Regions from separate parts of the Homo sapiens genome. Here region 2 is linked to region 1. A link is an interaction called in ENCODE POLR2A ChIA-PET data of the cell type or tissue named here. Cell type or tissue: PC-9. All regions are shown on one strand. Links, peaks and the distances in the headings refer to the core of each region. The heading gives the core; the rest is flanking DNA. Region 1 has its middle 100 kb from the start of FOXQ1. Region 2 overlaps LINC01622 (long intergenic non-protein coding RNA 1622).

Region 1 (5,389 bases), core at 264-5,263:
GGTGTAAAGCTGACTTGATGAAACTCTGTTCTTTTTAGATGCTGAATTTCATGTTAATTTTTTATTCAGAATTTTAGCACAGTTTTTACTCATAAAAGATATTTATTTATAGGGTTATCTTAGGTACTACACTAATTTTTTTATCAAGTTTTGTTATTAAGAACACATTAATTTTAGAGAATGAGTTGGGGAAATTCTCATACACAAATACGTATTACGTTAAAATTAACCGTAAAGAAATATTAGTAGGACTTAGCTTTGAAGCCAGCTGACTCTGGGATCTTTTTCAATGGTAGGTCTTTAATCATTCTTTAAATGTCTCCTATGGTAGTAATATATTAAAATTTTTTCTTCATTCATGGGGAGATGTTGGCATTTTGTATTTGCTAGAAAATTACAATTTTTTTGTAGATTTCAACTTCATTGCCTCAGAGTTACACATGCTACTGACTTATTATTCTTATAATCCCTTCCATATTCGTATTTTTTCTTCCCTGTATGCTCCCCCTGTTTATGCTCCCCCTGTTTATGCTCCCCCTGTTTATGCTCCCCCTGTATGCTCCCCCTGTTTATGCTCCCCCTGTATGCTCCCCCTGTTTATGCTCCCACTGTTTATGCTCCCCCTGTTTATGCTCCCCCTGTATGCTCCCCCTGTTTATGCTCCCCCTGTATGCTCCCCCTGTATGCTCCCCCTGTTTATGCTCCCCCTGTTTATGCTCCCCCTGTTTATGTTCCATCACACCCATGGAGACCTATTTTAATTCTTTCCAAATAATCACCTTTAAAATTTATATTTTCTACTACTTTTTTCTTATTTTTATTAATTTCAGCAAATGTCTTTATTGATTCTCTCTACTTTTAAAAAATTTTGGCTTTATTTTCATAGCCTTTTTTCTAATTTCTTAAGATCAAGTAGTTAGTACTGCTTTAGCTATATCTCTACATATAAATATATCTAGAGAGCAATTATTGGATTGCTTTCTACATGTATTTAATTTTAAGTTCAAGTTCTAATTTTATTAACATGATTATGTAGAAAGATATATTTTGGTTCCTAAGTAATTAAACTATTTTTGCTGTTCTTTTTATTGTATTTTTCTAATTTTATTGCATTATGATGAGATACTATCTTGTCCTTTTAAAATTGATGTCTAATTCTCTGAGGAGTGTGTTAAATTCTTCTATAATTTTTTTTTGGGGGGAAACACATGTTTGTGACTGTTATATAGTCTTAATCTTGCTTAATGTTTTAAAAAGCCCTTTAAATACCTTTAAACTACTTCTTTCTTGAAATTAATGTTGTGATTCCTGCTTTCATCTTGTTGCCTTTGTCTGAAATCTCTGCCCGCCCCCTGCTACCTCTCTGCTCATGTGTTCTGTCCATGTTTAAAGGCTAGCCTTGTGCATCAACATTATAACAAGGTAACATACAGATATGCATCATAAATTCTTCCCAGAACAAGGAGGAGAGTGAATGTGAAAGGAAGAAAGAGAGGAAGAATGAACAAACCAATCAGCCAATAATGGAGGGAAAGGTAGAGATTTAAGCATGAGGCCAGGCAAAGCATATAATAGGCAAGATAACTGAATATGCTCTGAAGTAAGCATCTTTTATTTATTTGTCCTGGTTCTCACTTCAAACCAGGCCTTTGTTCTTCTATAAAATAGTTATTAATTTCCAATATATGTTCATACACACATATACACAATACATCTGTCATCCGTATGTATTGTATATAATTTATACATATTTTGAGAGAGGTAGAATAAGTGCTATCTCAATTTAGCAGTCAGTCCCTATAAAGGATCTCATGAAGAGGAAGACCAATTCAAGATGGGTTCCAGTTTGTGGTTTGAACTTGTACAGTTCAGTTGGACCAAACTGAACATCCAATAAGGTGTGCTGGGAAATGTTTAACAACCAGCTCTGGGGCATGGGTGGAGGTGAAACACCCTGAGTTGTGGTGTTCGTGGATTTCTATGGTGTAAATGCTGGTCAACTTCAAGCTATCTATGTGATGTCACTGGACATGGAGTTGGGGACACAGCATTAAATCCAGTGGAAATTTAGATGTTTTATTCCCCAGGATAAGTTTCAGGGGGAGTCCCTGACTCCTGTTTCCACCAGCAGCCAGACCTTACTAGACTAGTGGGCATTACTAGATGTGGGCATGAAAATAACATGAACTACCTGATGGACAAGCTTCCCAGACACATTCCTGTGGTTCTCCAGTTGTTTTGAGCAATTTAGTCACCACTTTAAGTTTCTAATTACAGAGTTTTGTTTTTATTTTTAAAAACAATGTGGTCTCGATGGAGGTAATCTCTTTAGTGTACATTCTCTGCATTACTCACAATCTTTTCTTAACAAATACGGAGTAGTTATAGTCTGCCTATCCTGACACTTCAGAGAATTTAATTTTAATGCTGGAAAGAGTTGCAAAGGTGATTTCTTATTGCATATACTTAAGGAGAGTGCTAAGGAAACGAAGTAGGTTGCGTGAGGACCCAAGGCTGGTTATTATCAGAGTTGAGACCTAGAACATATGTATTTGAATCTCAGTTTGTTCTCTTTCATTCTATTCACCCAATTTTAATATGATTTAATTTATATGGCTGTAGGGGCAATTAGGCTACTAATTTATGCTAGGAAAAACACCTATCACCTCAATAGGAAAATATCGGCCTAGAAAAATTAACTTTAAATGTCTTTTCATAAAGTTTGAGTTACATAATGAAGAAAGCAGGATTGGATTGAGATTATTCTGATAAAAAAAAAAAAGATGGACATTCATTAAACATCTCATCTGCCAGGCATCACTCCAAGTGTTCTGTGTATCTTCTTTCTTTGAATCCTCACTTCTGTCTTAATGGCCTTATTTCATCCAATGAGGGGACCAGGCACAATTACATAATTTGCCCAAGGTTGGTGTATTAGTTTGTTTTCACATTGCTGTAAAGAACATCCCTGAAACTGGGTAATTTATAAAGGAAAGAGGTTTGATTGACTCATAGTGCTGCATGTTTGGGGAGGCCTCAGGAAACTTACAGTCATGGTGGAAGGGGAAGTAGGCACCTTCTTCACAAGGTGACAGGAGAGAGAAAAACGAAGGAGGAGATTCTGAACACTTATGAAGCCATTAGATCTCATGAGAACTCACTCACTATTATGAGAACGGCATGGGTGGGGGGGAGCTGCCCCCATGATCCAATCACCTCCCTCCCTTAACACATGGGTATTACAGGTCCCTCCCTCCACATGTGGGAATTCCAATTCGAGATGAGATTTGTGTGGGGACACAGATACAAACCATTCAGTTTTTCACACAGCCAGGAAGTGGCTGAGCTGTCGTTTGACCCCACATGTCCTCTTAAACCACCACACTGTCCAATGTTAAAAGGTTTCATTGAAGGTGTCAGCGTTGGTACTTAGAGCTTCAGTAACATATTAGGATAAAGGAAAAAATCCCTGGACATAGGATGCTTCGGGGCAGGAGTCACATTCTCTACACAAGTGACTTTTGAACAGGCCACAGAAGGCAGTGCCTGCCCCAGAACAACCCAGCCCCATGTTTCCATCAAACAGTTACTGAAACTCCAGAGTTACATAGAGGTCGGAGGATGAGAGAGACGTACAATCTTGTGTGAGATTTGCTTTATTCGCTGCCACCCTGTTTTTTAAAAATGGTGCTTAATTTTTTTTTTGAGATGGAGTCTCGCTCTGTCACCCAGGCTGGAGTGCAGTGGTGTGATCTCGGCTCACGGCAACCTCTGCCTCCCGGGTTCAAGTGATTCTCCTGCCTCAGCCTCCCAAGTAGCTGGGACTACAGGCATGTGCCACCACACTGGGCTAATTTTTTTTGTATTTTTTTAGTAGAGACGGGATTTCACCATGTTAGCCAGGATGATCTCGATCTCCTGACCTTGTGATCCGTCCACCTCAGTCTCCACAAGTGCTGGGATTACAGGGGTGAGCCACAGCGCCCGGCCAGTACTTAATGTAAAAGACAGTCTTAATCAACAACAAGTTGAGTGAAAGATTAGGTTGTCGATCTTGTGGCTGACAGTGTTTCTCCTATTCTTGCATCAAATAGAATCTGAGAAATGAAGCACTGGTTTTCTCAAGCCAGTTTCTTCTCAGACACAGGAAGTTCAGCAACCATTTGATAATAGAAGCAAAGATGCCTTCGGATGGGATGGCAAATAAATCACAAAAGTCTTGGACTCACAAGTGTGTTTCTGGCTTGTGTATTTGTTCTAATTAATTTTCACGAATAAGAGTAAAAGAGCACATATAATATATTTAACATACAGAATAAAGGATGATAATAAAACAAATGCCTGCAGGAATTCTAATAGAGAAAAGGTAAGAAAGAAGGTTTCATGATAATAAGAACAAGCAAAAGCTTTGGGACTGATATAAAAAGGTGATTAAAATGGAAAGTAGGAAGAAATAAACAAACCAGCAAACAAATAACTCCTATTAGGTGATACCACTACTCTCTAGGGCAAAGGTATTTCCAGACATTTCCAGGTGGCTCCAAGGGAATGTGACACTCATGTCAGAATTATAGGGCGGGTGGGTTGGTAAAGGTGATTGGCAGTCAGTCACAGGAACAGGGACGAGGCCGTGGGGTGGTACTTCTAAGAGCCAAGGGAGGAAGAAAGCGCCTTAGTTTCCAGGGGAAATGAAATTCCCTTAGAACTGTACTTGGCCCTGCAGCTGGCCAACCGCAGGGTCTTGGATGTCTCTGGAGGCTCAGGCAGGGAAGAAGGTGCCATTTGTATGTCAGTAGCTGTCTGAGGAACTGAACATGCATACCTCTCTGGCCTGTGTACTTCAGTGTGGTACTGTGATTGATCAAATAGTAGGAGATTTAGCAAATAAAGAAGCCCAGCTAAACTTGAATTTCTGATGAAATAGAGATGTTTTTATTTTTAGTATAAGTTCCATGTGATATTTAGAACATACTTATACTAAAAAGTATTTATTGTTGATCTGAAATTCATATATAACTGAAGGTTCTGTGTTTTATCTGGCAACTCAACTGTGTACAGCAAAAAACACTGACATTTGGATGAGGCCAGAAATATTCTGGGCAAGTTAAGCTCTCAGAGGCTCGTTTTTCTGTAGAGTGATCCGAAGGTGATCTAAGTGGTAAGGCTGTGGTGGAGACTGAATGACAGGTCAAAGCATGATTGTGGGGCTGGTGCATAGCTGACGCTTAGTAGGGCCACCTCCAGCGGATGGGCACATCAGGGTGCAAATGAGATGAGAGGCCTGGAAAGATTCCGGCTCTGCTCACTGGTGCGCGTCCACACGGGCAGCCTGGACCGGGCTCACTGCTGCTGTTTGCTCCTCCAGAGACTGGAACAGATGCAGAGTGCT
Region 2 (5,389 bases), core at 208-5,207, 220 kb after region 1:
AAAAAAAGCCCAGGACCAGACAAATTCACAACCAAATTCTACCAGAGGTACAAAGAAGAGCTGGTACCATTCCTTCTGAAACTATTCCAAGCAATAGAAAAAGAGGGACTCATCCCTAACTCATTTTATGAGGCCAGCATCAACCTGATACCAAAACCTGGCAGAAACACAGCAAAAAAAGAAAATTTCAGGCCAATATCCCTGATGAACATCAGTGTGAAAATCCTCAATAAAATACTGGCAAACTGAATCCAGCAGCACATCAAAAAGCTTATCCACTACGATCAAGTTGGCTTCATCCCTGAGATGCAAGGCTGGTTCAACATTTACAAATCACTAAATGTAATCTATCACATAAACAGAACCAATGACCAAAAGCACATGATTATCTCAATAGATGTAGAAAAGGCCTTCGATAAAATTCAACACCTCCTCGTGCTAAAAACTCGCTATAAACTAGATACTGATGGAACATATCTCAAGATAATAAGAGCTATTTATGACAAACCCACAGCCATTATCATACTGAATGGGCAAAAGCTGGAAGCATTCCTTTTGAAAACTGGCACAAGACAAGGATGCCCTCTCTTACCACTCCTATTTAACATAGAAGTTGAAGTTCTGGCCAGGACAATCAGGCAAGAGAAAGAAATAAAGGGTATTCAGATAGGAAGAGAGGAAGTCAAATTGTCTCTGTTTGCAGATGACATGATTGTATATTTAGAAAACCCCATCATCTCAGCCCAAAAACTCCTTAAGCTGATAAGCAACTTCAGCAAAGGTTCAGGATACAAAATCAAGGTGCAAAAATTACAAGCATTTCTATACACCAATAATAGACAAACAGAGAGCCAAATCATGAGTGAACTCCCATTCAAAATTGCTACAAAGAGAATAAAGTACCTAGGAATACAACTTACAAGGGACATGAAGGATCTCTTCAAGGAGAACTACAAACCACTGCTCAAGGAAATAAGAGAGGATGCAAACAAATGGAAAAAAATTTCATGCTCATGGATAGGAAGAATCAATATCGTGAAAATGGCCATACTACTCAAAGTAATTTATAGATTCAATGCTATTCCCATCAAGCTACTACTGACTTTCTTCACAGAACTACAAAAAACTACTTTAAATTTCATATGGAACCAAAAGAGAGCCCATATAGCCAAGAGAATCCTAAGCAAAAAGAACAAAGCTGGAGGCATCACCCTACCTGACTTCAAACTATACTACAAGGCTACAGTAACCAAAACCACATGGTACTGGTGCCAAAACAGATATGTAGACCAATGGAACAGAACAGAGGCCTCAGAAATAACACCACACATTTATAAACCATCTGATCTTCAACAAACCTGACAAAAACCAGCAATGGGGAAAGAATTCCCTATTTAACAAATGATGCTGGGAAAACTGGCTAGCCATATGCAGAAAACAGAAACTGGACCCTTTCCTTATACCTTATAGAAAAATTAACTCAAGATGGATTAAAGACTTTAATGTAAAACCTAAAACCATAAAAAACCCTAGAAGAAAACCTAGGCAATACCATTCAGGACACAGGCATGGGCAAAGACTTCATGACTAAAACGCCAAAAACATTTGCAACGAAAGCCAAAATTGACAAATGGGATCTAATTAAACTAAAGAGCTCCTGCACAGCAAGAGAAACTATCATCAGAGTGAACAGGAAATCTACAGAATGGGAGAAAATTTTTGCAATCTATCCATTTGACAAAGGTCTAATATCCAGAATTTACAAGGAACTTAAACAAATTTACAAGAAAAAACAACCCCTCAAAAAGTGGGTGAGGATATGAACAGAGACTTCTCAAAAGAAGACATTTATGAGGCCAAAAAACACATGAATAAAAGCCCCTCGTCACCGGTCATCAGAGGAATGAAAATTAAAACCACAATGAGATACCATCTCATGCCAGTTAGAATGGCAATCATTAAAAAGTCAGGAAACAACAGATACTGGAGATGATGTGGAGAAATAGGAACACTTTTACACTGTTGGTGGGAGTGTAAATTAGTTCAACCATTGTGGAAGACAGTGTGGCAATTCTTCAAAGACCTAGAACCAGAAATACCATTTAACCCAGCAATCCCATTAATGGGTATATACCCAAAGGACTATAAATCATTCTACTATAAAGACACATGCACACGTATGTTTATTGCAGCACTATTTACAATTGCAAAGACTTGGAATCAACTCAAATGCCCATCAGTGATAGATTGGATAAAGAAAATATGGCACATACACACCATGGAATACTATGCAGCCATAAAAAAGATTGAGTTTATGTCCTTTGCAGGGACATGGATGATGCTGGAAACCATCATTCTCAGCAAACTAACACAGGAACAGAAAACCAAACACCACATGTTCTCACTCATAAGTGGGAGTTGAACAATGAGAACACATGGACACAGGGAGGGGAACATAACACACGGGGGCCTGTAGGGGGTTGAGGGCAAGGGGAGGAGAGCATTAGGACAAACATCTAATGCCATGTGGGGTTTAAAACCTAGATGATGGGTTGATGGGTGCAACAAACCACCATGGCACATGTATACCTGTGTAACAAACCTGCACATTCTGCACATGTACCCCAGAACCCAAAGTAAAAAACAAAAAAATAAAAAAGGAAACTTTTAACTCACTTCTGTCTGCAGGTCACATTCAATGCTTCTGGCAACATCCTGGGGCAAGCGGACATGTGATGCTGAGGTGTATTTTGGCAGTGATTAACTTTGGACAGCAATGAGCATGGCTTGAGTTTATTCAACACCCCAAAAGTAAAACAATTAAAACCCCAAGAAACACTGAAATGACAGCCGTGAAATAATAATTACTCAAAATGCTCAGAAACGTTACTGCCGCAATATATTTGAAGCACTGAATTGCTGTACTTCACATCCCGGTAGAAGAAGAGCTGCACCCAATCTGAGCTTAAGATTGCATCTCTGTAAGGAACAGTACCCTAAATATAGAATGCAAAATGCTTTAAGTCTATTAGTGCCACCTGAAACACTTTTGTACATAAGTTGAATAGATCACTGTCATTATAATCTGGCCTAAAACCCTCTTTTTAAACAAAATGAAGCTATTCAATAAAGCATACCCAATTAGGTTTTACTTGCCAGCCCCACCCTGCTCCTAAGCTGTGTCTTCATAAGCTTGTGCCACATGCAAAAGTTAGCCTAAAGCTTTGGGGCAGAGTCACTGAATCATGAATCTTCACTGTTAGAACATGTTTTGTATGTTTAGAAAACACCAAAATATTGAATTAAGTAAAGTTACTAGGGTGACTGTAGCTTGGTTAGCGCCAGATAAACTGTCATAGACAGAGGGATACCAAGATACGGAAGAGGACATCAAAAGCTCCTGCTCAAACTGCTAGTCGTGATGTGTGCAGACACCTGTGCACACAGGCAAAACCCATGTGGGAGAGGTGGTAACATGCCCAGCTGTGGGCTTTCCAATAAGTCGCAGGATTCTGTCCCCTCATCTGTGGGTGGGACTACAGTGTCACTGGTCTGTGGCATCTAGCTTTTCAGTTTTCATGTATTATATCTTCTTTTTACAGATTACTTTTTAAATTTTCCCTTCAGTTTTTGTATTATTTGTATTCTCTTTTTACAATTTATTTTTTTTTGCCAGAAATCTCATTCTCTTTCCACGTAATCTAGAACTAACTCTTAAAGGAAAGAGATATCTGAAGAAGTCCTGCAAACTTCTACAAAATGAGAAGGCAGAGAGCTCGCCTTTATGCACACTGATCCCACACCAGGCACTCGCCTGTGTCATTTTATTCTATCCTCAAAATCATCCTTTTTCCCACTTGGATATTTCTCTCATTTTTCCAGATGAGAATATCAAGACATGACAAATGCTGCCCAAAGTCATCTTTTCAGTAAGATTAATAATGAACACTGTTTGCAGCCAAGCCCACCATTCCCCCCACCCCCCAATAGCCCAGCTTCTCTCCAAAGTTAAACTAAACATGGTTCTTTTTTTTTTTTTTTTTGAGATGGAGTCTTGCTCTGTCACCCAGGCTGGAGTGCAGTGGCGCGATCTCGGCTCACTGCAAGCTCCACCTCCCGGGTTCAGGCCATTCTCCTGCCTCAGCCTCCCGAGTACCTGGGACTACAGGCGCCCGCCACCACGCCCGGCTAATTTTTTTTTTTTTTTTTTTTTAGTAGAGACGGGGTTTCACCGTGTTAGCCAGGATCGTCTCCATCTCCTGATCTCGTGATCCGCCCACCTCAGCCTCCCAAAGTGCTGGGATTACAGGCGTGAGCCACCGTGCCCAGCCATAAACATGGTTCTTAATGATGACAACGGATAGAGCATCCACAGCCTAACCACAGGAAGTTCTTTCTTGTAGCTAACTAAATTCCCCAGAAAGTTATTCCTTTTTTTTTTTTTTTCTTTTTTGAGAAGGTGGCCCAGGCTGGAGTGCAGTGGCCTGATCTCAGCTCACTGCAACTTCTGCCTCCTGGGTTCCAGGGATTCTCTTGCCTCAGCCTCCCGAGCAGCTGGGATTATAGGCACACACCACAACGCTCAGCTAATTTTTTTGTATTTTCAGTAGAGACAGGGTTTTACCATGTTGTCCAGGCTGGTCTCAAACTCCTCATCTCAAGTGATCCAACTGCCTCAGCCTCCCAAGTTATTCCCTTTTTATCATATTCTGTCTTCAAAGAGATTGAGGCTGGCAGGTTATCATCTCTGGCACTAAATATTTTACTTACTTATCTTTCATTTTGTGGCCTCCACATAAAGTTCCCAGTTCCTGTCATCTTTGTTAGAATGACTACTTCTTGGCCTTAAATCTTCTTCGTTTTTCTCCACTGCACCTCTTTTAAGCCAGTGCCTCTTTGTAAAGAGCAGAGCAGCCCAGTGACATGCAGGGGCCATACTTTGACCAGATGGGTTTGGGTTTCACCCTGAAATTTGCCATTTCCAGGCAGTATGAAATTGAGCAAGCGACTTTCTCTCTCCTAGCCTCAGTCTCCTCACTTCTAAAATAAAAATATGAATGCCTAACCTCATGGGGTGGTTGTAAGGATTAAAAATAATACTTGGATAGTCCCTGGCACACAGTATTTGTGCTACAAAATTAAAAATGTCTGGCATAACTGTTTGTACTAAAAGTAACCTGGGCCAGGCGTGGTGGCTCACCCCTGTAATCCCAGCACTTTGGGAGGCGGAGGTGGGCGGATCACCTGGGGTCAGGAGTTTGAGACCAGCCTGGCCAACATGGCGAAATCCCATCTCTACTAAAAGTACAAAAATTAGCTGGGCATGGTGGCAGGTGCCTGTAATCCCAGCTACTCAGGGGGCTGAGGCAGGAGAATCGCTTGAACCTGG

Evidence for each region. ChIA-PET counts read pairs that join two places held together with the same protein. Peaks named below come from ENCODE experiments on the same cell type or tissue, not always from the same donor. Only the 100,000 strongest peaks of a DNase experiment are listed, where the experiment ranks them.
Region 2: POLR2A ChIA-PET joins it to region 1 with 7 read pairs; 2 of 35 experiments call an interaction of 5 or more read pairs at or near these places.

The regions. Positions count from the first base shown.
Region 1 is chr6:1,205,935-1,211,323 of GRCh38, reverse strand. No RefSeq gene overlaps it. Among named protein-coding and RNA genes, the nearest start is that of FOXQ1, 100 kb to the left of the region's middle. In PC-9, for the core only: no CTCF peak of the experiment used is centred there; a DNase peak (open chromatin) is centred at 2,263; H3K27ac peaks cover 914 bases.
Region 2 is chr6:982,298-987,686 of GRCh38, reverse strand. All of the region lies in intron 2 of LINC01622 (long intergenic non-protein coding RNA 1622), which reads left to right. Among named protein-coding and RNA genes, the nearest start is that of LINC01622, 120 kb to the left of the region's middle. In PC-9, for the core only: no CTCF peak of the experiment used is centred there; no DNase peak of the experiment used is centred there.